Regions from separate parts of the Homo sapiens genome. Here regions 1 and 3 are each linked to region 2. A link is a loop called in an ENCODE intact Hi-C map of the cell type or tissue named here. Cell type or tissue: B cell. All regions are shown on one strand. Each heading gives the region's core, and the rest is flanking DNA. Links, peaks and the distances in the headings are about the cores only. Region 1 overlaps FAM193A (family with sequence similarity 193 member A). Region 2 overlaps TNIP2 (TNFAIP3 interacting protein 2). Region 3 has its middle 28 kb from the start of HTT.

The links. Hi-C counts contacts between places; a loop is a spot of excess contacts. Peaks named below come from ENCODE experiments on the same cell type or tissue, not always from the same donor. Only the 100,000 strongest peaks of a DNase experiment are listed, where the experiment ranks them.
Region 1: a loop joins it to region 2, with 11 times the contacts of the local background. A loop is called at or near these places in 4 of 110 quality-filtered maps.
Region 3: a loop joins it to region 2, with 3 times the contacts of the local background. A loop is called at or near these places in 8 of 110 quality-filtered maps.

What each region holds. Positions count from the first base shown.
Region 1 is chr4:2,692,143-2,700,059 of GRCh38, forward strand. It overlaps FAM193A (family with sequence similarity 193 member A), which reads left to right. Exons shown (of 21, transcript NM_001366318.2): 16 at 1,444-1,732; 17 at 2,804-2,987; 18 at 4,221-4,451; 19 at 7,538-7,917. Among named protein-coding and RNA genes, the nearest start is that of TNIP2, 60 kb to the right of the region's middle. RefSeq lists enhancers at 3,854-3,913, 4,613-4,962. In B cell, for the core only: no CTCF peak of the experiment used is centred there; a DNase peak (open chromatin) is centred at 4,519; H3K4me3 peaks cover 1,810 bases; H3K27ac peaks cover 3,120 bases.
Region 2 is chr4:2,743,150-2,751,066 of GRCh38, forward strand. It overlaps TNIP2 (TNFAIP3 interacting protein 2), which reads right to left. Exons shown (of 6, transcript NM_024309.4): 2 at 4,506-4,796; 3 at 2,297-2,386; 4 at 1,548-1,796; 5 at 1,238-1,357. Among named protein-coding and RNA genes, the nearest start is that of TNIP2, 9.2 kb to the right of the region's middle. RefSeq lists enhancers at 1,693-2,193, 2,789-3,228, 4,639-4,688. In B cell, for the core only: no CTCF peak of the experiment used is centred there; DNase peaks (open chromatin) are centred at 3,242, 3,952 and 5,231; H3K4me3 peaks cover 775 bases; H3K27ac peaks cover 3,564 bases.
Region 3 is chr4:3,042,982-3,050,855 of GRCh38, forward strand. It overlaps the pseudogene RNU6-204P and HTT-AS. Among named protein-coding and RNA genes, the nearest start is that of HTT, 28 kb to the right of the region's middle. RefSeq lists an enhancer at 4,729-5,088. In B cell, for the core only: CTCF peaks have their summits at 2,754, 4,533 and 4,733; DNase peaks (open chromatin) are centred at 2,670, 3,380 and 4,780; H3K4me3 peaks cover 2,598 bases; H3K27ac peaks cover 4,495 bases.

The DNA of each region.
Region 1 (7,917 bases), core at 1,827-6,826, 50 kb before region 2:
TTTATAAAGGAAAGAGTTTTAATTGAGTCACAGTTCCACATGGCTAGGGAGGCTTCAGGAAATTTACAATCATGGTGGAAAGCACCTCTTCACGGGGGAGAGAACGAGTACACGGCGAAGGGGGAAGCCCCTTATAAAACCATCAGCTCTCGTGAGAACTCACTCACTATCACTAGAACAGCATGGGGGAAACCATCCCCACGCTTCAGTTGTTTCCACTGGGTCCCTTCCACCACATGGGGGGATTATGGGAACAAAATTCAAGATGAGATTTGTGTGGGGACACAACCAAACCCTATCACTGGGTACCGACAGATTACAAAGGAATGGTGGGTGCCAGACTCTGGAGGAACCTAGCAGACAGTGCCATGCACACCACCATGAAACAGAGAGACACTGGGTGCATCCCATTGCCACAAACTCAGAAGGATCCAACGTAATATTTGCAGGATTTGTGCCCAGAACATTTTATCCAAATCTACCAAGACAAGACAAATCCAAATTGGCAGACAGGTAGCCTATTAAAAATGTTAAGTCTTGTGAAAAGAGAAAAGGGTTGGAAGAGGCTGGGTTAGTGGGAAAGCTATAATGGACATGTGAAGGAAATTGGAAAATGGAATATGGGTTATACCTTAGATGAGAGTATCCTGTCAGTGTTAAATGCCAGTGAGGTGATCATGGTATTCAGCAAAATGTCAAAAAAAGAGAGAGGGAGGGAGGGAGGGAAAGAAAGAAAAGAAAAGAGAGGAGAGAGAAGGGAGGAAATTTTTAAGTAAAAAGCTCGGTACAGTGGCTCACACCTGTAGTCCCAGCACTTTAGGTGGCCCTGGTGAGAGGATTGCTTGAGCCCAGGGGTTCAGGACCAGCCTGGACAACATAGTGAGACACTGTCTCTTAGAAAAAGGTGATTTTTTTTTTTTCTTTGAGACGGAGTCTTGCTCCGTCACCCAGGCTGCTGGAGTGCAGTGGTGCGATCTGTGATCCTCCTGCATCAGCCTCCCGCGTAGCTGGGACTACAGGTATGTGCCACCACGCCCAGCTAATTTTTTGTATTTCTAGTAGAGATGCGGTTTCACTGTGTTAGTCAGGCTGGTCTCGATCTCCTGACCTCATGATCCACCAGCCTCGGCCTCCCAAAGTGCTGGGATTACAGGCATGAGCCACCACGCCCGGCCAAGAAATTTTTTTTAAAAAACCAAACTGTCGATGTTCTGAGGAGTTCATACCGAAGTGTTCAGAGGTGAGTGTAACTTGCAGACGTTCGGCTAAAAAGTGTGTGTGCCTGTAAGAAATAAAGTTTATAAATATGACAGAATATTAGGTCGTGAAGATGAAGCAAGGTGAAGGATGAATGGGTACTCTTTGTGTGTTCTTTCAGATTTTCTACAGGTTTGAACATTTTTGAAACAAACTTGGCAGTGACTCTCGCCTCTCTAAATGCAGGTGACGTGTTTCATGGCATCAGCAAGGAGGACCACAGACACTCGGCCCCAGCCGCCCCGAGGAATAGCCCCACGGGCTTGGCCCCCCTCCCAGCGCTCTCGCCTGCTGCGCTGTCACCTGCTGCGCTCTCACCTGCCTCCACACCTCACCTTGCAAATCTTGCAGCCCCATCATTCCCCAAAACAGCAACCACAACTCCTGGGTTTGTGGACACACGCAAGAGTTTCTGTCCTGCACCCCTACCCCCGGCCACAGATGGCTCCATTAGCGCCCCTCCAAGTGTCTGCAGGTGAGCCAAGTCCTGACTGGGGACGTGGGAGCACTTTGGAAAATGGGTGTTATGCCTCACTAACACAGCTACAGAAACTCCCCTGGGACCATGCAGTGGAAAAGTCTAGTGAAATGCCGAGGGAATGCAGGGATGTCCCCAGCAGAGGCCATGGGTAGAGGGGGGCTCCCATCTCAGCCTGTAGTTTTGCAGAGGGAAGAGCAGGGGCCGTGGGCCGCCATGGATAGGTGGGCCAACTACGCCTAAACACTGACAGCATCGGGGGTGTGCATTGTTTTTTACTCATTGTATAAGTTGTATTTGTTATACCTAGGGTGGAATCAGAGGAAAATGAATGAAATGTGTATATAGTAAAAACACAATACAACAAACACTCAACAGGTGTGTTTTTTTGTTTTTTGTTTTTTTTCTCTGAGACAGAGTCTCACTCTGTCGCCCAGGCTGAAGTGCAGTAGTGCGATCTCAGCTCACTGCAACCTCCACCTCCTGGGTTCAAGCGATTCTTCTGCCTCAGCCTCCCAAGTAGTGAGACTACAGGCATACGCCACCATGCCTGGCTAATTTTTGTATTTTTAGTAGAGATGGGGTTTCACCATGTTGGCCAGGCTGATCTCGAACTCCTGACCTCAAGATCCACCTTCCTTGGCCTCCCAGAGTGCTGGGAGTACAGACGTGAGCCACTGCACCTGGCCAGACTTTCTTTTTAAGACAAATTCTGTTACCTTTGAACTCGCCTGTTTGAAGCTATACCCCTTTTCGAAGCCCCTTAGTATGGAAGCTGTGGTGGCAGGGGCAGTCTCAGAAGGAGTCATTGGAGAGACTACGTGTTCCTGTTCAGTGGCGCTCTGTGAGCACTTTGAGGGACCGCCTGCATGCATGCGCACACGCCATGTCTCCCACGTGAGCCCCTTGCTGCTTGTGTATGACTCCCTAGTAACCCTGGGACTATGCACCCTCTGCGCTGCCTCTTGTCTGTGAAATGGGCAGGACAGTGGGTGGTCATGTGCAACAATGTGAGTCATTGCCTCCCGGGCCGGCCACTTGCTGATGAGCTTGTATGCGGTTTTGCAGTGACCCTGACTGCGAAGGGCACCGCTGCGAGAATGGTGTCTACGACCCACAGCAGGATGATGGGGACGAGAGTGCAGATGAGGACAGCTGCTCTGAGCACAGCTCCAGCACCTCGACCTCCACCAACCAGAAGGAGGGCAAGTACTGCGACTGCTGCTACTGCGAATTCTTTGGGCACGGCGGGGTGAGTGCATGAGGTCAGCGCATCATGATGTGGGAAGTGTGCAACACACGGGCTCCTTTGCAGAAATTCTGTACTAGGTTGAATTCGGGGTATATTCCACTTCTAGGGTATATCCATTGTAAAGAAACAAAGAAAAATATATGCCCAAAGATTTAGCCATAATGATTTTTTTTCTTCATTTTTTACTTTGTGGTTTTTAAGGTAACTGGTAAATCAGCAGTGAGGTATTCCTACTGAATACCCATTGGTAGGAGGTTGTTAACCATGGTGTATCCATATGGTGGAACATTGTAGCCAGCGACAGCAGCGTTGTGTGTGTGCAGTTGGGTTTCTCTTGTTTGAATACAGAGGGCGTTGGTACACACACATACTTGTCCATCTTTCCAGAGCTGTGATTTAATTTATACAACCAATTATCACCCACTGTTTAAGAGGGATGGGTGACAGGAATAGCAGGGGCTTATAGTTGTTCTTTTTCTGCTTTAGCTCTGTTTGCATTTCCTAAAATGTTCACATGTTTTTATAGCAAGAAATTTGGCAGTAGGATTCAGGGCTTTTTTTGGCACCAAAAAGGAAACCCACAAATGGATGGAAAGATACTACAGACACATTTATTGACATGAAAAGATATTCACACCATGTTAAATAACAGGTAGAGGCCAAGCATAGTGGCTTATGCCTGTAATAGCAGCACTTTGGGAGGCTAAGGGAGGATCTCTTGAGCCCAGGAATTGAAGACCAGCTTGGGCGACACAGGAGACCCTGTCTCTACAAAAGATAAAGAAAATTAGCTGAGTGTGACAGCACACCCCTGCTTGAGCTCAGGAGGTCAAGGCTGCAGTGAGCTATGATCGCACCACTGCACTCCAACCTGGGTGACAGAGCAAGACCTTGTCTCAAAAATAAATAAATAAATAAATAAATAAAATACATTAATCAGGATTTGTAATTGTTTCCTTTTCAGTTTAAAAAATCCACTTATGTGCATAGCTATACATGCTTTATCAGGTTTTTCATGAATATGTAAAATTTGAGAGTAGGTATCAAAATGCCACTTTTGGGTGACTTGCTGATAGGTTTTTCTCTTTTTCTGCTGGTTGTTGTATTTCCTTATTTTTCACAACAAATATATACTACTTGAGTAATAAAACAGTTTATTTTTGGAGGTGTGGTCTGAAATTTATTATATTCAAAATTTTTAAAACTTAAGCATAACTTTGTTGTTTTTCTCAGCCTCCAGCTGCACCAACAAGTAGAAATTATGCAGAAATGAGGGAAAAGCTTCGCTTACGGCTGACCAAGAGGAAAGAGGAGCAACCTAAAAAAATGGACCAGATCTCAGAAAGGGAAAGCGTCGTTGACCATCGGAGGGTGGAGGATTTGTTGCAGTTTATAAATAGCTCCGAAACCAAACCAGTGAGCAGCACGCGTGCAGCGAAGCGAGCAAGGCATAAGCAAAGGAAGGCAAGTGACAGTTCTCAGCACCTGGAGGCGCCAGGTCTGAGGGCATTTGAAGGTGCCGTGCCACGCCAGTCTCTAGGCAGGGCTGAGCCACAGGAGGTCGGGGCTCTGACGTGTGTTCACTTGCCCACAACTTTGTTCTGAGAGCCAGCCTGTCTCTGGTGGCCTGAACTGGAGACTGGTAAAAAACTTAACTTTGTGTTTTCGGGAAATTACTTCCCCTTTTGTAGAATGGGTTTGTTCTTGTGCTGGCCATCATGAGGGCAGCAGCAGACACTCCAGCTTTATCTGCTGGAGAACCTTCTTTTCGAAGAAAGGAGCCGTCAACTGTAGAGATGATAGAAGAAAGGCCCAGGTGGGCTTTTGGGGCCTGTGGGTTCAGAAGTGTCTTTGATATGAGACTGGGGCGGGGCACTTGGCACAGGGAAGTCTTCTGGACTCAGGTCTGAGCATGTCCCCCATGCTGCTCTTGTCCCACTGCTGTTCCAGATGAAGACCAGCACATGGCATTGATTAGAGGGGAGGAAAATAAGTCTTCATGGGAAGACATGAGCAGTTCCCTCCTTACCAGAGGGCATGGTGTGTCACAAAAAGCAAATGTCAAATACAAAAAACGTTAGCCAGTCATGGTGGTGTACGCCTGTAGTCCCAGCTACTCAGGAGGCTCAGGTGGGAGGATCACTTGAACCTCAGAGGTGGAGGTTGCAGTGAGCCGAGATTATGCCACTGCCCTCCAGCCTGGGTGACAGAGTGAGACTGTCTCAAAAAAAAAGACAACTTTTTTCTCTTGGAGGATTGTCTAAATGCCCCTATGCTGGAGCAGTTCCAAAGAGCCTTCTGGTTTCAGCTCCCTAAAAGTGTCAGGCTCCAAGAACCAGACCTCAGTGAGCAGATGTGGGCTGCATGCAGAGGGAACTTGTAGGTTCCTGGGGTTCTGACAGTAGGACAGTGGTCTTGGGAAGAGGCCAGGTTTCTGTCTGCAGCATGGTCAGGCAAAAAGGTGAGGAAGAGGACGATCCCACAGTGGACCAGAGGGTGGGCCCGATGTCCTGTGTTGTTACTTGTATCTTAGCTGTTGTGATTGTTCTACCCTCAAGAGCTCTGCTCATACCTCGCAGTCCTACAGTAGATTTAGACTGACTATTGGGCCTGATTGGGAGGCTTTGGGGGAGAAGCCTTGTCCCGTGCCCCAGAAGACTAGAGACTGCTGGAGTGCAGAGAACACAGTGTGTCCTCCATTCAGGAGCGTCCAGCATCGGGGTACCCACGATGGTCCAAGGCCCTGAGACGTCCCATTGGGATTCACTGGAGGCCTCTGGGACGCCTTCCTGAGTTTTCAGGGTACTCTCCACCCCAGGCTCTTGCCCTCTGACCTTGCAGGTGGTCTGAATCCAGACTTGAGGCCCAGCTGAACCTTAGAGGCTGATGTCATAGGCCCTGCCCAGCACCCAGTCCCACCTCGAGGGACCACCTCCTGGTGCTTTCTACGCTGCACCCATTTTACAGAGCAGCTCACAGATGTGTGTTGAGGCTCACTGGCTGGCTGGTTGTTGAAGGGACAGCAATAGTTGACCTATGGACTCTGTCCCGTAGCAGGTCCAAACCGGGGGCCTGTGCTGGGGCAGCCGTTCTGCTGGAGACCAGGGCACCTGCCTTTACATGCTTGTTATTTGTCCATATATTGACAAGGCACGTGTGCTGGATTTAGATCAGCTCTGAGAGGATGCCAACTGGCCAGTGTGTGCCAGCGAGTGTCCTGATGGAGTTGGTCTCTCCTCTGCTCCCGTGCAGGCCCACAGCTCACTCTAGACACTGGACTGCAGGACCCATCCACGAGGTGGCTGCTGGGTGCTGCTCCTGACATACACATGGAGAAGGATGTTAAATAATTTTTACTTGAATTGTCAAATGAAATTTTTAATAACATACCATTGTTAAATTTTTATCATAATTTTTAAGTTTTTCAAAAGACAAGTCAATTTGCCTGTTTAAAATATTGTGAAAAATAATTTACACTTGGGGAGTACTTTTCTATTTCTCTAGGAGAAATGCTTTTGGCAGAGTTTCTCATAAGCCCCAGCATTTCTAAAGGTTGGTGGTGGGTGGAGCCGTGCTCCTAACACTGATGACTCTCATCTGCTTTCTGAACACAAAGAACAGTTTCCATTTGTGCCCCTGGAGTTTGTGTGCATCACTACTCAAATGCTGTCTTTACTTGGGATGAAAATTAATTTTCCATCAAGTTGGACAGTGAGTCATTTGCTCTGTCACATCTGTCACACTAGTGAAAATATATGGCACTTCTGTTTATCTGCTAGGGTGGGAAGAAGGAATTTCTAGTTCTTTACTACACATTGCTTTTTGTGGTGCCATCACAGCTCATTGCAGCCTCAACCTCCTGGCTTCAAGCGATTCTCAAACCTCAGCTTCCCAAATAGCTGGGACCACAGTCGTGCGCCCTCACATCCAGCTAATTTTGATACTTTTTGTAGAGACGGGGTTTTGCCATGTTGCCCAGGCTGCTCTTGAACTCCTAGGATCACAGGTGTGAGCCACTGCACCAGCCTGGTACACATTTCTTACATTCCCTGTTCAAGTGAATGCATTAGCCTTCGCCTGGAAAGGTGGGTTTGCTCAGAGTTCTGGCGGCACGTGTACAGCCTCAGTACTGCCCGGGCAGTCTGTGGTATTGGTTACATCATCCACTCGGCCAGGCGGCATGATGCCCTGCCGCACCTGTGAGGGGGTAGCTGACTCCCTGGATGTGTGCTTTGCAGCTGCTTTGTCCTTGGTTACTGTGTTTAGTACCAGGTCAAAGGCTATCGGGAATTTTTTGTTAACTACCACCCCCCCCCCCACACACACACACACAAATAAGTAAGCATATACTTTAGTAAATAGATGAAGTTTAACAATCCTGCAGAGTAAGAGAATTGGAGGTGGGTGTGTGTTAAGTTTTGATTTATTACAGCCTCTTCAGAGTTTATGTTCCATATGTGATTCGTTTTTGAAATTATCTTAGTTTTTCTGTATGACTTAATTTTTAGCACTCACTGTAGTCTTAAATTGCCTTCTTTTTGCATTGGCAGCTGGAGGAGAAAGCTCGCCTAGAAGCAGAGGCCAGGGCCCGGGAGCACCTGCACCTCCAGGAGGAGCAGAGGCGGCGGGAGGAGGAGGAGGATGAGGAAGAAGAGGAGGATCGTTTCAAGGAGGAATTTCAGCGGCTTCAGGAGCTTCAGAAGCTAAGAGCTGTAAAAAAGAAGAAGAAGGAGAGGCCAAGTAAAGACTGCCCCAAGTTGGACATGCTCACTAGAAATTTCCAGGCAGCAACAGAGTCTGTTCCTAACTCTGGAAACATCCACAATGGCTCACTAGAGCAAACTGAAGAACCAGAAACCTCTTCTCACTCCCCATCCAGGCATATGAACCACTCAGAGCCCAGGCCAGGGCTAGGGGCTGATGGGGATGC
Region 2 (7,917 bases), core at 974-5,973:
TGGGACTACAGCTTATCACCCATGCCTTCAGCACCACTGTCCCTGGCTGTGCCATCTAGGGACTGAGCAACCCTCGAGGGGCCACAGGCTACTGTTGAAAGGGAACCAGAGGCCACTTAGTACAAGGTCTGCAGGCCCCACCAGGAACTTTACCCCCGGGGGTAAGAATCTGGGCCTGCAAGTCTGGAACCAGTTCATCTGGTCCAAAATCTTCAAGAGGCGGCCTGAGACCATCCTCACGATTGTACCAATAGTGCTCCTTCAATCCAAATCACATGCTTCCTTGAATTCATGAAGGCCAGAAAAACCTGTCCAGCCCTCTGCTGCAGACTTAGTCCCAGGGTTAGTCCCATAGTCCACCATGACTCTCCCGTGCCCTTCATGCGGAGGAGAAGCAGAAACCACTGAGGCCCAGTGGCTGCTCGGAACAGGGCAGTGGGGGGTGGCCTCACAGCCCCAGGGTCCCTGTTCACACCCTGAAACACGGCTGACGTCCTAGCTCCAGCCCGGGACGCATCGATTCTCAAGAGGCATCACTACTGTTCAGTCTGTGCCAGGAGAGGAAGCTCTTTGAGTGGGGCCCAGGCTATTCCCAGGGCCAAAAGTGTGTTAGGTACTTGATGAGGAGCTACATAAACTTCTCCTGGATTTTTGCAGAGCACAAGTCAGTGAGGAGAAGGAAGAGGCCATGGGTCACACACTGAGGAACTTCATCGGTTCCCATTCATGCCAGGCCTCCCTCAAGGCACCCCATGGTAGGAAAAGCACTGAGCCCAGGGGTGGGGTGAGGGGCCCCTGCCCTGCAAGGCCCAGCTCCACGTGCCAGGCTGAGCTGGGGATGTTACTGGACACCCAGGGCCATCACATCTACATGACAAGGTAAGCGGGGTTCCCGTCTCACAGACAGGTCAGGACACGTAGGGAGCTCACACTTTGAGGCCCGAGATATGCTCTCTGACTGCATGACAGTGACGGACGGGCCCTGAGGACAGCCACCTCTGCTAAGACAGGCCGCCATGCCAGCCTCCTCCATAACTAAACAGTATAACAGGGAGGCTTTCCATGACCACGCCCAGGTACCAGGCCAGGTGGCTCTCCCCACAGCAGGGAGGGGCTCGCCACAACCCTCATCACCAGCAAATCAGGGCCTTGGCAGACACAGAAAGGCTCTAATCTCATGAGAAGAGAAACAAAAACACTAAACCTAAGCAGGAAGAAAAACGCCCTCATACTCTACCTGTCTCCAGGACACCTGGTGCAGCAAAGAGGCGACCTTTTCCTCCAGTTCTTGAATCCTACTTTGAGCCCGTTCCCGATCGGCCCTTTCTGACATGAAGTCATCCTTGTAAGCGAGAATCTGAAGAGAGGCGAGACACACATTTCTGCTCAAGGAAGGAGGAAGCGCCCCACCAGGCTTCTCCCACCCCCACAGTGACCACTGCCCACTCAGTGCCACCAAGCCTTCAGCCCAGCCTGTCCCATGATTTCGGCCACCACCGGCCAGCAGACATCTGGTCAGTGCCGTCCGGAGCCCGAGGGACAGACACCTGCTGTTCCAGCATCTGCACCCGCTCCAACGCAGCATCCCGGGCCGTCCTGGAGGCCGCCAGCTCCTGCTTCACTTCGGCACAGTCATTTATTTTCTCTTCCAACTGTCTGTTGAGCCGGGAGATCTCCTTCCTCATCAGCTCGGGCTCGTGGGGGATCTGCAGCCCCCTGAGCTGCGCATGGAGCCCCCTCACGTATTCGTCCCTGCTGGCGTTGTAGCGCTGCCACTTGGCATTGAGGTCTTCAACCTGAAGAGGTGGAGCCGGAAAGCTCACGGTGAAGGCAGCTGACAAAGCTGCTCAAGCCAGCACCCAGTGTGAATTATGTATTAGCAGTGATTCGCTGAGTGAGAGTTTCCTCTTAAATGGAAGCTGCCCCTCCCTGTTCTGTAGAGAGCAGACACTAGGCCCGCTAGAGAATCCTGAGGCAGCACGATGACACCCGTACGCAAGCAGCATGAACGGAGGTGGACTCGGTGCAGCTTTGCTGTCTTAGAAAATGGACCTCCTGCTGCTAACTCTTGCATCTCCTTTACTGACTTGTGGATTAATTTTAGGGGGATGGAGATGGACAGGACATGTCCCGTACGTCGTTTTAAGCAAAAAAGTCCAGTCTCTAGGGACTGTGTGTATCAAGTCCTAGTGGCCAGAGGGCGGGGGGCGACTCTGGGCATCAGCCAAGGAAAGAACCCTCACTTACAGTTTGTAAGCCATGTGTTCTTCTCAAACGAAATGTGAAAGACACTCACGTGAGTCACCTTCTGTTTTAACAGTCGATTTTCTTCCTGCAACTTCTCAATAACACTCTGGACAGAGGTGTGCCCATCTGTGTGTTCCGACTGCATGAGGAAGGGACAGAGAGAAGACACTCTGTCACATACAGCAAGAGGGGAGAAAGCTAGACCCAGAGGCTGAGGCCACAGATTATCACTGCGTCCCCCAGTGCAGCGGGTAGTGATCATTCATTTGGTAGAGAAGCAAAGCAGGGACAAGGGACCACCTTCTCCCTGCCCAGGCCCACCCCACCTGGCCCAGGCCAGAGCCCGGATGGGAGGTCTTCAGGCCACACCACCTTTCACACTGTCCTTATCCCGTCCCACCTACCAGTTTGAGCTGTTTGTCTTTTAAATATTTGGAATGTAAATATTCTAAAGCCATAATGTCTGCAGGGATTGGCACACCAGACATGATAAAGTCTTCTCATTGCCAGAGATTTGCCATTATCACAGACAGCAGGGAAGGCAGGAAGCTGAATCCCATTGTAAACCAGAGGATCTCCAGTGAGGGGGCCCCCAGCTGCCCAGGGTGGGCCTGGCCATGCACCCTGCTTACCTCCTTTGGAGCCCATGACACTGTCCTGTCTGCAGACAATCGGGTTCAACCAGGTGATTCTGGACACAGGAATCTAACCTCTGCCCCACGCAGGGTCAGGAGTCACCGAAGCCACAACCCAAACCAACCCCCACTAACAACTACAGAGCTGAATGAAAAGTCTCCTGAAACTCGTGTGTACCCTACAATTCTGACTGTATCTCAGTGACATAATTTTTGAGAATTCCCCTCAAATGACAAAGGAAGTGCACGTCCTAACACAGCCTACACCGGGAAGCCCCGGGTGACTCAGCTGAGTTCAGGGCTGAGAAGTGACACTTATTTAGAGACTGTGATGAGGGCCTACCCTGCCACTGGCCCCACCCCCGCCTCAGGCTCAACACTGTGTGTGGCTCCTTTCAAATCCCCAGAGGGAAATGACACAGTGACTCAAAATCAGACCAGAACACCCTGCCTCCGCCCAGACGGCACTTTTCCTCTGGTTTCTGAATGCAGCTGTGTCCTCTCTGAGGTTCCCCGCCTGGAATCCACCCAGCTGAGGTGGGCAGTTCTCAGACCAACCTTCTCCCCAGTGGGCGCCTCGGTGAAGCTGCTGATGGGTGCGGGATGTACTGTCTGCCACAGAACATCCCAGCGCGTGTGTTTCTGCATGAACCTTGGTGCTGCCTCAGAGAACTGCCTAGAAAGGACCCGAGCGAGAGGCCCTGTGCCCGGCAGTGCGAGTGAGATGGGGTCTCAGCCTAGGTGAGATGTGCACGGAGTGCCTCCATTCCCCTGCCTGCCACACACAGACCACCACAAGCACCAGCAAGATGGAAGGTGCCTGGCACACAGATGCCTTGGGCCACTGCTCCCCTACTTTTCTGCCTAGGAGCCCCCTGGTTTCTCCTGATGCTGAAACTCCCACGGTCCTTCTCTCTCCCACTAGACCCCACAGAGAGCTACAGCCCAGATCCAGCCTATCCTGGAGGTCCAGCGAACCCTTCTTTGGCCCTCACTGTCACTTGGTGCCGCTGCCCCCGGCCCTTGCTTTGATGATGAGGAGGCTGTGGCCCTGAGCCAGGTCTCCAAGCTTGCGGGAGGCCGTGCTGCTGGCAAGGACATGCCTAAAGCCAGCTTTGGAGATGGCGGTTCCAGCTGTGCCTGCATGCACTCAGACACACTGAGCCTGAAGAAGGCGGGCACTCACGGTCCTTCCAGGAGTTTGGGGTGTGGAACTGGAGGCACTCCCCATCCCCAGCAGTACCACCTGGCTCTGCTTCAGTTTCCTCGGATGGAGGATGTGACTACACTTCCTCCAGGCAGCTCTGCCAGGCTCAGCTCCTCCTCCTCATCCTCAGCTGAGGCAGATGAAAGCCAAGTGCCATCTCCCACCTGGGAGCGGGGTCGGCCACAGGCCTGGTGCTGGGCAGTGAGGTGGCTGCCTGCTTTCCTATTACATTTTGCATGTTCCATCATTTTAAAAGAAACCCTTGGATGAGTGAGCTTTGCCCCGTCAGCTGACTCTCGTTACTGAGAACAGAAGTGGGTTCTGGGGCGCCCCCCCACCTCTGTGATCAGGGGCCTGTAGGCGATGCTCCCAGCACACAGAGGTCTTCCCCACACTCTGCTTACACTGTGGCCTACCTGGTCAGGACTTCTCTCCCCCACATTCCTTTGTGCATGCTGTCGTTCATCCAGACACTTGGCCAGATGCTGACACATGTGGGCGGTGGCGGTCAGCGTCCTCCGCAGCTGATGGGTCTCGTTGGCCAAGGAGCGGCACAGGACGTCACTGGCGGCCCGGGCGCGCTCCCCTTCTGCCATGCTCCTCCGTAGCAGGACGACTTCCTTCTCTCGCTCGTGTTGGGGCTGGCTCAGCAGCTGCTGCATCTCCCTCTCTTTTTCTTCTAGTCGCTCAGTCAGCCTCTCAATTTCCTAAGTGGAAGATTTAAAAGCACAGTTTACTGAATTAAAAGAAGCAGTGTCAAGAGCAAATGTTCAGAAAGCAAAAGAAGACCTGGCGTGGATGCCCCATCACCAGACACAAACATACTCACTCAGAAGTTGGGCGTTTGAACTAACAATTACTCACTCAGAAGTTGGGCATTTGAACTATTAACTCTGGAGTTTTTCAGCCTACAATGTTCTGTTCTGAAACTTCATCTCAAATTTTTTTTTTTTTTGAGACAGAGTTTCACTCTGTTGCCCAGGCTGGAGTGCAATGGCACAATCTTGGCTCGCTGCAACCTCCACCTCCCAGGTTCAAGCGATTCTCCCACCTCAGCCTCCTCAGTAGCTGGGATTATAGAGCCCACCACCAAGCCCAGCTAAAAGAATTTTTTTTTTTTTTGAGACGGAGTCTCGCTCTGTCGCTCAGGCTCGAGTGCAGTGGAGCGATCTCAGCTCACTGCAAGCTCCGCCTCAGAGGTTCACACCATTCTCCTGCCTCAGCCTTCCGAGTAGCTGGGACTACAGGCACACGCCACCACGCCCAGCTAATTTTTTGTATTTTTAGTAGAGATGGGGTTTCACCATGTTAGCCAGGATGGTCTCGATCTCCTGACCTCATGATCCGCCTACCTCGGCATCCGCCCACCTCAGCCTCCCAAAGTGCTGGGATTACAGGCGTGAGCCACCACGCCTGGCCCAATTTTTATATTTTTAGTAGAGACGGGGTTTCACCATGTTGGCCAGGCTAATCTCGAATTCCTGACCTTAGATGATCCGCCAGCCTTGGCCTCCCAAAGTACTGGGATTATAGGCGTGAGCCACTGCGCCCAGCAATTTTTTTTTTTTTTTTTTTGAGGCAGGGTCTCACTGTCACCCAGGCTAGAGTGCAGTGGCACAATCATGGCTCACTGCAGCCTCGACCTCCCCAGGCCCAAGCGATTCTCCATCCTAACCTGAGTAGCTGGGACTACAGGCACGTGCCACCGTGCCTGGTTAACTTTTTTGTATTTTGTAGAGACAGGGTTTTGCTGTGATGCTCAGGCTGGTCTTGAACTCCTGGGCTCAAGAGATCCACCCGCCTTGGCTTCCCAAAGTGCTGGGATGACAGGTGTGAGCCACCACGCCCTGCCAAATTCTATTTTCACAAGCAAGTTCATAATTTTAGATTTCATATCATCAAAATGTTTTTTTGAGATGAGGGTTTCGCTATATATAGCCCAAGCTGGTCTTAAACTCCTAGGCTCAAGCAAATCCTCCCACCTCAGCCTCCTGAATAGCTGGGACTACAGGCTCAAGCCACCACACCCAGTTATCATCAAATTATCAAAGTGGCAATTCCAAGCACTTTTTTGATGGGATAGGTAGAAACTCCACTGTGGTGGGTAACCCCAAAAAGATGTCCACAACCAAACCTCCCATTCCCCGGTATCTGGGAATGAAACCTTACTTAGAGATAGGGTCTTTGCAGATGTAATTAGTTAAGGTGGGGACAAAATGGATTAGGACGGGACTGGTGTCCTTGTAAGCAGACAGAAGTCTGGACAGACACACAGAGAGAAGACGACCACGTGACAACAAAGATAGGAGTGACGTCTTGTCTTGTGGATAAAGGCCAAGGAACACCAAGGATTGGTGGCCCCCACAGGAAGCTGAAGAGGCGAGGAAGGGTCCTTCCCTAGAACCTTGAGAGAGAGCCGATGCCTTGGTTTCTGGCTTCTGGCCTCTAGAACTGTGAAAGATTAAATTTCTGTTGCTTGAAGCCCCCCAGTTTGTGTTACTTTGTTACAGCAGCTCTAGGAAATTAACACACCCAACCCCAATTACTTCTTAAAGAATTTAAAAAGGTTCTTAAAATGACAATTTTATTTTGAGATAGGGTCTCGCCCTGTCACCCAGGCTGGAGTACAGTGGTGCCACCATGGTTCACTGTAGCCTCCACCTCCCAGACTCAAGTGATCCTCTTGCCTCAGCACCCTAAGTAGTTGGATTACAAGTGCATGCCACCGTACCTGGCTAATTTCTGTATTTTTTGCAGAGACAAGGTTTCACCACTTTGCCCAGTCTGGTCCTGGACTTGAGTGATCCGCCTGCCTCAGCCTCCCAAAGTGCTGGGATTATAGGCACGAGCCACCACATCTGACCTGACAATTTTTTAATATCTGGCCTTAAATTTGTACTTTTCCGTTTTCAAAGAATCCTCCAAAATAAACAGTACATTACATGAAGGAGGTGAAGCAGGCTCAACTAGTCCATCCCACAAGTGAAGAAACAGTTTCAGAAAAGTCACGGAGGAGCCCAAGCTTCCCCCAGAAGTGGCGGGAGAAGGGTCCAGCCTCTGTGTCTAGTACTTGAGGTAAGAAGGGACAGAGACCGGGAACCTAGAATGTTCTCATCACAATGGAACAAAATACTAAGCCCTATTACTGCGAGAACCCTGATTATTATTATTATTATTATTATTATTATTATTATTTTATTATTTTAGAGACAGGGTCTCGCCCTGACACCGAGGCTGCAATACAGTGGTATAATCACAGCTCACCGAAGCCTTGAACTCCTGGGTCCAAGTGTTCCTCCCGTCTCAACCTCCCAAATAGCTGGGACCATGGGCTCGAGGTCAAGGCTGCAGTGTGCTGTGACGGTGCCACTGCACTCTAGCCTGGGTGACAGTGAGACCCTCTTCAGGGATAAAGGACTTTGAGCAAAACCTGACTTCTGGTTTTTTTTTTTTTTGATAAAGACAGGGTGTGGCTATGTTGCCTAGGCTGGTCTTGAACTCCTGGCCTCAAGCAATCCTCCTCCTGCCTCAGCAGGGGTCACCGTGCCCAGGTAAAATCTGATTTCGGAGCCTCCTTCCTGCGTTGGTCAAATGCTGACAGTAGGAGAAACAAACAGCTCCACAAACAGGAGGGCAGCATGTCCACAGCTCGTAGATCCTGAGGGCGTGGCTCTCTCTTGCCTCCACACCCTAGTACTCAACACTGAGCCCAGCCCCACACAGATGCCCAGTAAATGGGAATAAGACTGGGCCATACAGAGACAGATCAGGACGCAGGCTCTACGCTCAACCCGTGGGGGCAGGCCAGCCCTGCAAAGGGCTGCCCCA
Region 3 (7,874 bases), core at 1,596-6,595, 300 kb after region 2:
CCAAAGAGCTTGCTGATAAAACAGACTGTTTTAAAGAAGCCGGAGCTAGGCGCGGTGGCTCATGCCTGTAATCCCAGCACTTTGGGAGGCCGAGGCAGGTGGATCACTTGAGGCCAGGAGTTAGAGACCACCCTGGCCAAAATAGTGAACCCCGTCTCTAATACAAAAATTAGCCAGGTGCAGTGATGGATGCCTGTGGTCCCAGCTACTCGGGAGGCTGAGGCAGGAGAATCTCTTGAACCCAGGAGTCAGAGGCTGCAGTGAGCCGAGACCTGGGCAACAGAGCAAGACATCGTCTCAAAAAAAATAATAAAATAAAGAAGTAAATAAAGAAGCTGGGAAACCCACCAAAACCAAGATGGCGATGAGAGTGACCTCTGGTCATCCTCACAGCTCATTACATGCTAATTATAATGCATTAACATGCCAAAAGACACTCCCATCAGCGCCATGACAGTTTTCAGATGCCATGGCAACGTCTGAAAGCTACCCTGTATGTTCTAAAAAGAGGAGGAACTCTCAGTTCTGGGAATCGCCCACCCCTTTCCCAGAAATCTCATGAATAATCCACCCCTTGTTTAGCATATAATCAAGAAATAACCATAAAAATGGGCAGCCAGCAGCCCTCTAGGCTGCTCTGCCTACGGAGTAGCCATTCTTTATTCCTTTACTTTCCTAAGAAACTTGCTTTCCCTTTATGGATTAGCCTCGAATTGTTTCCTGAGCGAGATCCAAGTACCCTCTTTTGGGGTCTGGATCGGGACCCCTGTCCAGTAGCACTCCCTCCATCTTGCCTGCTGAGGAGGAAACTAGACCTGGGAACCGACCAGGGTTGCAGGGCCCAGGGCCCGAGGGCATCGTTCATACCCTGGGCTGGTGGCTATGGAACTAATAAAGTCCTTTTTGTTTCTTTGTTTCTTTTTTTGCTTAAGCTAGTCTGAGTTAAATTTCCCCATGCCCAAGTGAAAGCTTTGACTGAGAGAAATAAACCTAGGCCAGGATTTGTACACAGACCATTTGGTAACTTGTTCAATTAACATGTTGAACATCTCATTTTTCTCTTTCTGTTTATAAGCAAGCATGTATGTATTGAAGAGAACTTTGAAATTAAGAAGAACAGTGCTCGCTGTGGCAGCATATACACTAAAACTGGAATGATACAGAGAAGATTAGCATTGCCCCTGCACAAGGACGACACACAAATTTGTGAAGCGTTCCATACAAAAATATATTTAAAAAAAGAAAAAACACAAAATCTCGTCTTTAATATTAGCTGCTGTGCATAGGCAATCCGTATCAACATTTTGTTTGCTATTTATATAATTAATATAGTGATTTATTTCTTTCCATGTCATTTGGCTGCTTAAATTTTTAATGTTTTTTTTGAGAGTCTCGCTCTGTTGCCCAGGCTGGAGTGCGGTGGCGTGATCTCGGCTCACTGCAACCTGCATTCAAGTGATTCTCATGCCTCAGCTTCCCGGATAGCTGGGATTACAGGCACCACCACCACACCGGCTAATTTTTTTTTTTTAGTACAGATGGGGTTTCACCATGTTGACCAGGCTGGTCTCGAACCCCTGGCCTTAAGTAATCTGCCCATCTCAGCCTCCCAAAGGATTACAGGTGTGAGCCACTGTGCCTGGCCTGCTTAATCTTTTATTACATATTTCAGTCATCCATGATATTGTGAAGTTATATTTGGTTTTCGTTCAGTCTCCTGGCATATATTTCCCCAAATCCTTGGAATCTTCAAAGTGATGAATGTCTTTTTTGTATGTTAATGAGGTGGCTGGTGGCTCCTAGACAGCTTCAAGATAGGAGGTGGGGCTGGTCACCAGAAAGAAGAAGGTAGGGTTAGAAGGTTGGGACTCAGCCCTACTCTTGCCCTCTGGGAAGGGAGAGGGGCTGATGGTTGAGCTGATCGCCAATGGCTAATGATTAAATCATGCCTATGTGATGAAGCCTCCATAAAAACCCAAGAGGACAGGGTTCAGAGAGCTTCCGGGTAACGTGGAGGTTTCTAGAGGGCAGCGCACCTCCCTTCTACGGGGACAGAAGCTCCTGTGCTTGGGACCCTTCCAGAACGCTCCCTATGCATCTTCTCATCTGGCTGTTCATCTGTATCCTGTAAAATATGCCTTGTAATAAACCAGGAAATGTGTTTCTCTGAGTTCTGTATGCTGATCTAGCAAATTAATTGAACCCAAGGAGGGGGCTGTGGGAACCCCCAATGTTTAGCAGGTCAGTCAGAATCACAGGCCAAATAACCAGGGGCTTGCAGTTGGCATTGGAAACGGGGTTCAGTCTTGTGGGAACTGAGTCCTCGATCTGTGTGGTCAGGCGCTGTCTACAGGTAGATGCCGTCAGACTTGAATGAGAGGACACCCAGCTGGTGTCCGCTGCAGAACTGATTGCTTGCTTGTGGGTGGGGAGAAGTATTCTGTGTTGATTCTTGAGTGAGAGAACAGGAAAAGGACACTGCGCTTTTCCCCTAGATCCTCAGGGTGGCTGAATATACATATGGAATACGCTGTAGGAGGAGTTATGAATATCTGTGAGGGGAGCAACACCCAGTGTGCAGTTAGCTTCATGCCTCTTCATGGGTCACGTGTTCAAAAAATGTTGGGGTTAGCGTGATCGGAGGATGTGGTTTTCCTCCCTCTGACGTCAAAAGGTGAAGCAGAGGACACGAGAACCCTCACTGCACCGCCTCTGGAGACGGCCACGGCCACTGCAGGCTCTGTGGTCTCTTACCAGGAAGGGAAGCATTGCCTGGCCGTGGCCTCAGATGATTGGCTAAAGGCAATAGAAGAGTGAGATGTCTGTTCTTTTTTTCTAGAGCTGGTTTCTGTTTATTCTTTAGGAAGGCATTCCAGTGAAAGGGTATTAAGGAAGGGGCACACTGAGGCGAGTCTGACCTGTCCTGTCACGGCCAGGAACTCAGTTTTTAAGGTTTCTCTGAGGTCTCCTCGACCAAGAAGCGGTCCGCTCAGTTGGCAGGGGTTTTAGGATTTTCTTATGTACCTCAAGGGAGCAGTAAACATCACATCATAATTTTTTTTTTAACAAAAAAGCACAATATGCACTCAAAACAGTGTTTGAACATTTTAAAGAATACATATTATATACCTCTGTTAAATGAAAAACTTCAGCCAAATTAAATTTAAATGAGTTTAATTGAGCAATGAACGATTCACGAATTGGGCAGCCCCCAGAATCACAGCAGATTCAGAGGGACTCCAGGGATACCTCGTGGTCAGAACAAATCTATAGACAAAAAAGGGAAGTGACATATAGAAATTGGAGGTGAGTACAGAAACAGCTGGGTTGGTTGCAGCTCGGCATTTGCCTTATTTGGACACAGTTTGAACTCTCAGCAGTGTACGAGTGAAGTACGGCTGCTGGGATTGGCCAAGACTCAGGTACTGCCACAGGTGCAGACTCCCAAGTGAGGATGTCAGGGTTTCAGTCTTGTCTACCAATTAAGTTAGGTTGCAGTTCGTCCACAAGGACTCAAATAGAGAAGTATGGAGTCCTTCTCAGGCCATATTTAGTTTGCTTTAACAATTCCACCCTTTTGGTCATTTTCTCAATTTTGAGAGATTGACCAAAACTTTAGTCATTGATGTCACTATCACCATCGTAAATGTACTTATTTGGTCCTGAAACCCTCTGAGAAACAGTAGAACAGTGAGTTTTGCAAAGGTAGGAACAAGGACTGAGGGTACCTCCTTATGCTGGAACGTCCTGTTTATAGGGGAATCTGTTAGGATCTATGTGTTTCCTTAAAGTCTTAGTTTGATTATGTCACATTTAGCATGAGTGACTCCATTTTTGTTTGGCTTAGTCTGTTGGGACATAGTGCATGAGCTCAGTCCAAAACAATGGCCTCCCATAATTTTATTTTAATAAATTCCCCTTTCTGTCCAGGTTCTCACTTAGGTGAGTGTGGGCGGCAAGCCACCCAGCTGCCAAGGCAAGACCCCGAGGGCACAAGCTGTTCCAGTATAATAAAAAATATATATATAGAATAAGAATAGTTATACTAGGCCGGGCGCAGTGGCTTACGCCTATAATCCCAGCACTTTGGGAGGCCGAGGTGGGCAGATCATGAGGTCAGGAGATCGAGACCATCCTGGCTAACACGGTGAAACCCCGTCTCTACTAAAAATACAAAAAATTAGCCGGGCGTGGTGGCGTGCACCTGTAGTCCCAGCTACTCGGGAGGCTGAGGCAGGAGAATGGCATGAACCCGGGAGGCGGAGCTTGCAGTGAGCCGAGATTGCGCCACTGCCCTCCAGCCTGGGTGACAGAGCGAGACTCTGTCTCAAAAAACAAAAACAAAAACAAAACAAAACAAAACAAAAAGAATAGTTATACTAGAAATAGATTATAGATATGATTAGATATGACTATTATCAATCATTAGTTTGTGGCATTACTCTATTCCAATATTATAATAATCTTTGTTCTACAATTATAACCTAGGAAAAACCAGGCCATACAGAGATAGGAGCTGAAGGGACAGGGTGAGAAGTGACCAGAAGACGAGTGTGAGCCCTCTGTCACGCTCAGACAGGGCCACTAGAGGGCTCCCTGGTCTAGTGGTAATGACAGTGCCTGGGAAGGCACCTGTTACTTAGCCGACCAGGGAAGGGAGTCTCCCTTTGGCCAGGGGAGAGGGGCGGAGGGGTTAGAGAAGACTCTGCTCCACCATCTCTTGTGGAAGGCCTGACATCAGTCAGGCCCGCCCACAGCCATCCGGAGGCCTGACCATCTCCCTGTGATGCTGTGCTTCAGCGGTCACGCTCCTGTTTCACTTTCATGTTCCGCTCTGTACACCTGGCTCCATCTTCTAGATAGCAGTAGCAGAATTAGTGAAAGTGCTAAAGTCTTTGAAATGCATAGAAGAAATAATGACGTAGGCTGTCTCCTCTCTCTCTCCGCCTCGGCTACCAAACAGGGAAGGGCACCCTGTCCGGTGGACACGTGACTTGCGTGACCTGACCTATCATTGGAGATGACTCACACTCCTTACCCTGCCCCCTTGTCTTGTATCCAATAAGTAACAGGGCAGCCAGGCATTCGGGGCCACTACCAGTCTCCGTGTCTAGGTGGTAGTGGTCCCCTGGGCCCAGCTGTCTTTTCTTCTATCTCTTTGTCTTGTGTCCTTATTTCTGTGATCTCTCATCTCCGCAGGTGAGGAGAAAAACCCACAGGCCCAGTAGGGCTGGACCCTACAGGCGAGAGTGTGACCAAAACTTAGGGCCTTAGCACCACTCTCAGTTACCATCGTTTTGGGTTTCTGGTCTCAGCACGTCATTCATAGGTTACGGTGTCCTCATGGTCACACATTTCTTTCAGCTTCTGCCATTCCAGTTGAAGAGAGACCATTTGTTGTTCTAGAGATGGCTGCATGCAGACATTTAAAACCTTTGAGAGAATGCAGCGCACCAGGGAGACTATTATTATGATTACTGGGAGGATAATACCAAGAGTTTGCAGTATGCTCCTTACCCAGGGTCCCTATACACCAAACCACCCCAAATCAAATAGATCAGACAATGAGCTAGATAAGAGGCTACTCACTCAACTAAGTGGCCTTTTCATTAATCTCCCACAACTGAATCTCTATAATACCTGATGTATTTCTCCCTAGGCCACAGGTGCCAGCAGCTGCACAGGTACTACTTTTCTGTTTAGTCAATTCTATTATTTAGCATACCTTTCACAAGGGAATTGAAAGTCTGTTGTGTAACTATAGCCTTTACAGTAGAGTCTGCTATACAGCCTATCATGAGGGATACATTTCTGGTTATGGCCTCTTTTACTCTAAACCATGGAAAAGTGATGCCCTTCTGGAAGAGTAAAGCCCTCCTGGCAATGCCCTCTTTAACCCATAGTGTGGGTTAAGAGGAGTGAACCGATATTCTGTTTCTGACTGATTACAGGCAACATATGTCTCATTAAAGTTTCTCACCTACACTGGACCTTCATCTTTTATCTATCAAAGTATAAAGTTATCCGTGTATAAGGCTGGCTGCAAAATCCTTCACAAATGAAAGTATACCCCATAAGTGCACACAACAGATCGTCTTTTCATTTCTATTATTCATAGAGGCATAAGCAAGGAACAGATACTCAAAGATAAGAGTCTCATGGCCAGGCGTGGTGGTGCATGCCTGTAATCCCAGCACTTTGGGAGGCCGAGGTGGGCGGATCACCTGAGGTTAGAAGTTCAAAACCAGCCTGGCCAACTTGGCAAAAACCCATCTCTACTAAAAATACAAAAATTAGCTTGGTGTGGTGGCAGGCACCTGTAATACCAGCTACTCGGAAGGCTGAGGTATGAGAATCGCTTGAACCCAGGAGGCAGAGGTTGCAGTGAGCTGAGACTGCACCACCGCACTCCAGCCTGGGTGACAGAGCAAGACTCCATCTCCAAAAAAGAAAAAAAAAAGAGAGTCTCATGACAGTAGAAGTCTTGATCCACGATCTTAGCAAAAGCCGTTCACATCAAGGATGCCATCTTCTGGGGAGAGACTTCCTTGGCTTTACCTTAAAGGTTCCAATGGGTGTACAGTTCCAGGAGTGTGGATGGACCCTTCTCAGTTGTGAGATTATGAACCCAAGTTTCAAGATCCCTAAGTTTTGTTGCAGTGCGGATGGCAAGGACAGTCTTTCTCTGATGTTCTCAGAAGATCCAGTCTTCGGGTTCTAGAATGCAAAGGGTTTGACCTCAGTGAACCATAGAAAAATATACTGTAGCATAATAACCTACTGTTAAAACATCAGCCCTCTTAACATGCGAGAGCTTTTATACAACCCGGAAAACATGCATTGAAAATGACGATTGAATAAAATCCCTTTATAAAATATGTAAATAGCCCAGGGTTATAAACTATTTTAGCAATTTGTAAGTTATCACACACACACACACACACACACACACACACACACACACACATATACACTTTTTTTTTTTTGAGATGGAATCTCTGTCACCCAGGCTGGAGTGCAGCGGTGCAATCTCGGCTCACTCCAACCTCTGCCTCCCACACACCAATGTATTTAATTTGGATTACTTTATCTTTTCCATGATGAGTCACGAAATGCAGAACTTTTAATAACAAAAGCTTTAAGGACTCAGGAAGGACAAGGTGGCCGTCCTGGTTCTCCGTGAGTCCATACTTAATTAACATTAGACTTCAGTCCTCTTGAATCCCAGTTGCTTCTCCAAATTAGGTGCATTGCACGGATAACTGATGGGTTATCACAGGTAATTTGACTTAGACCATGGATTTCATTCAAATTGTATATCTGAACTATTTCAGTGTCAGCTGATTTAAGATGAAAATCTGGCAAACTCTTTTCTTGGTATTCAATTAATTTTTGTTCTACTTGGGTTAGCAGTTCTATAAGCCAGTCAGTCTTTTCATTAAAGTTCCAGGAATTCTTACCCAGTTCAAATGATATGATTCTAAAGTTATTAGAAACCTGTATTCCAAGACTGATTTTTAGGGTCCTTTTCATCCTTTTATGAATCTCCTAAAAGACACCATACTTTTGAAGTTTTCAGAAACCGCACCAGCATTAAGCAATTAACTGTGGAAATGACTTTAAATAGTCATAGTTAAAAACACAATTGACAAGGAAATTTGGTTATTTCTATGATTTACAGTAACTTAACCATAATTATATTGATAGCATAGACTCAGGCATATTAGAATTTTAGAAATCCCATTTAATTTTGGAACATATATTAATATCATTCACTAAAATGTAACCTGAAGAGGAGTAAACATTATTTTTTGACAATGCTTCCCATGTAACTTAACATATCAGATTATCCCGTTTACCTCTCTTTGGATGCT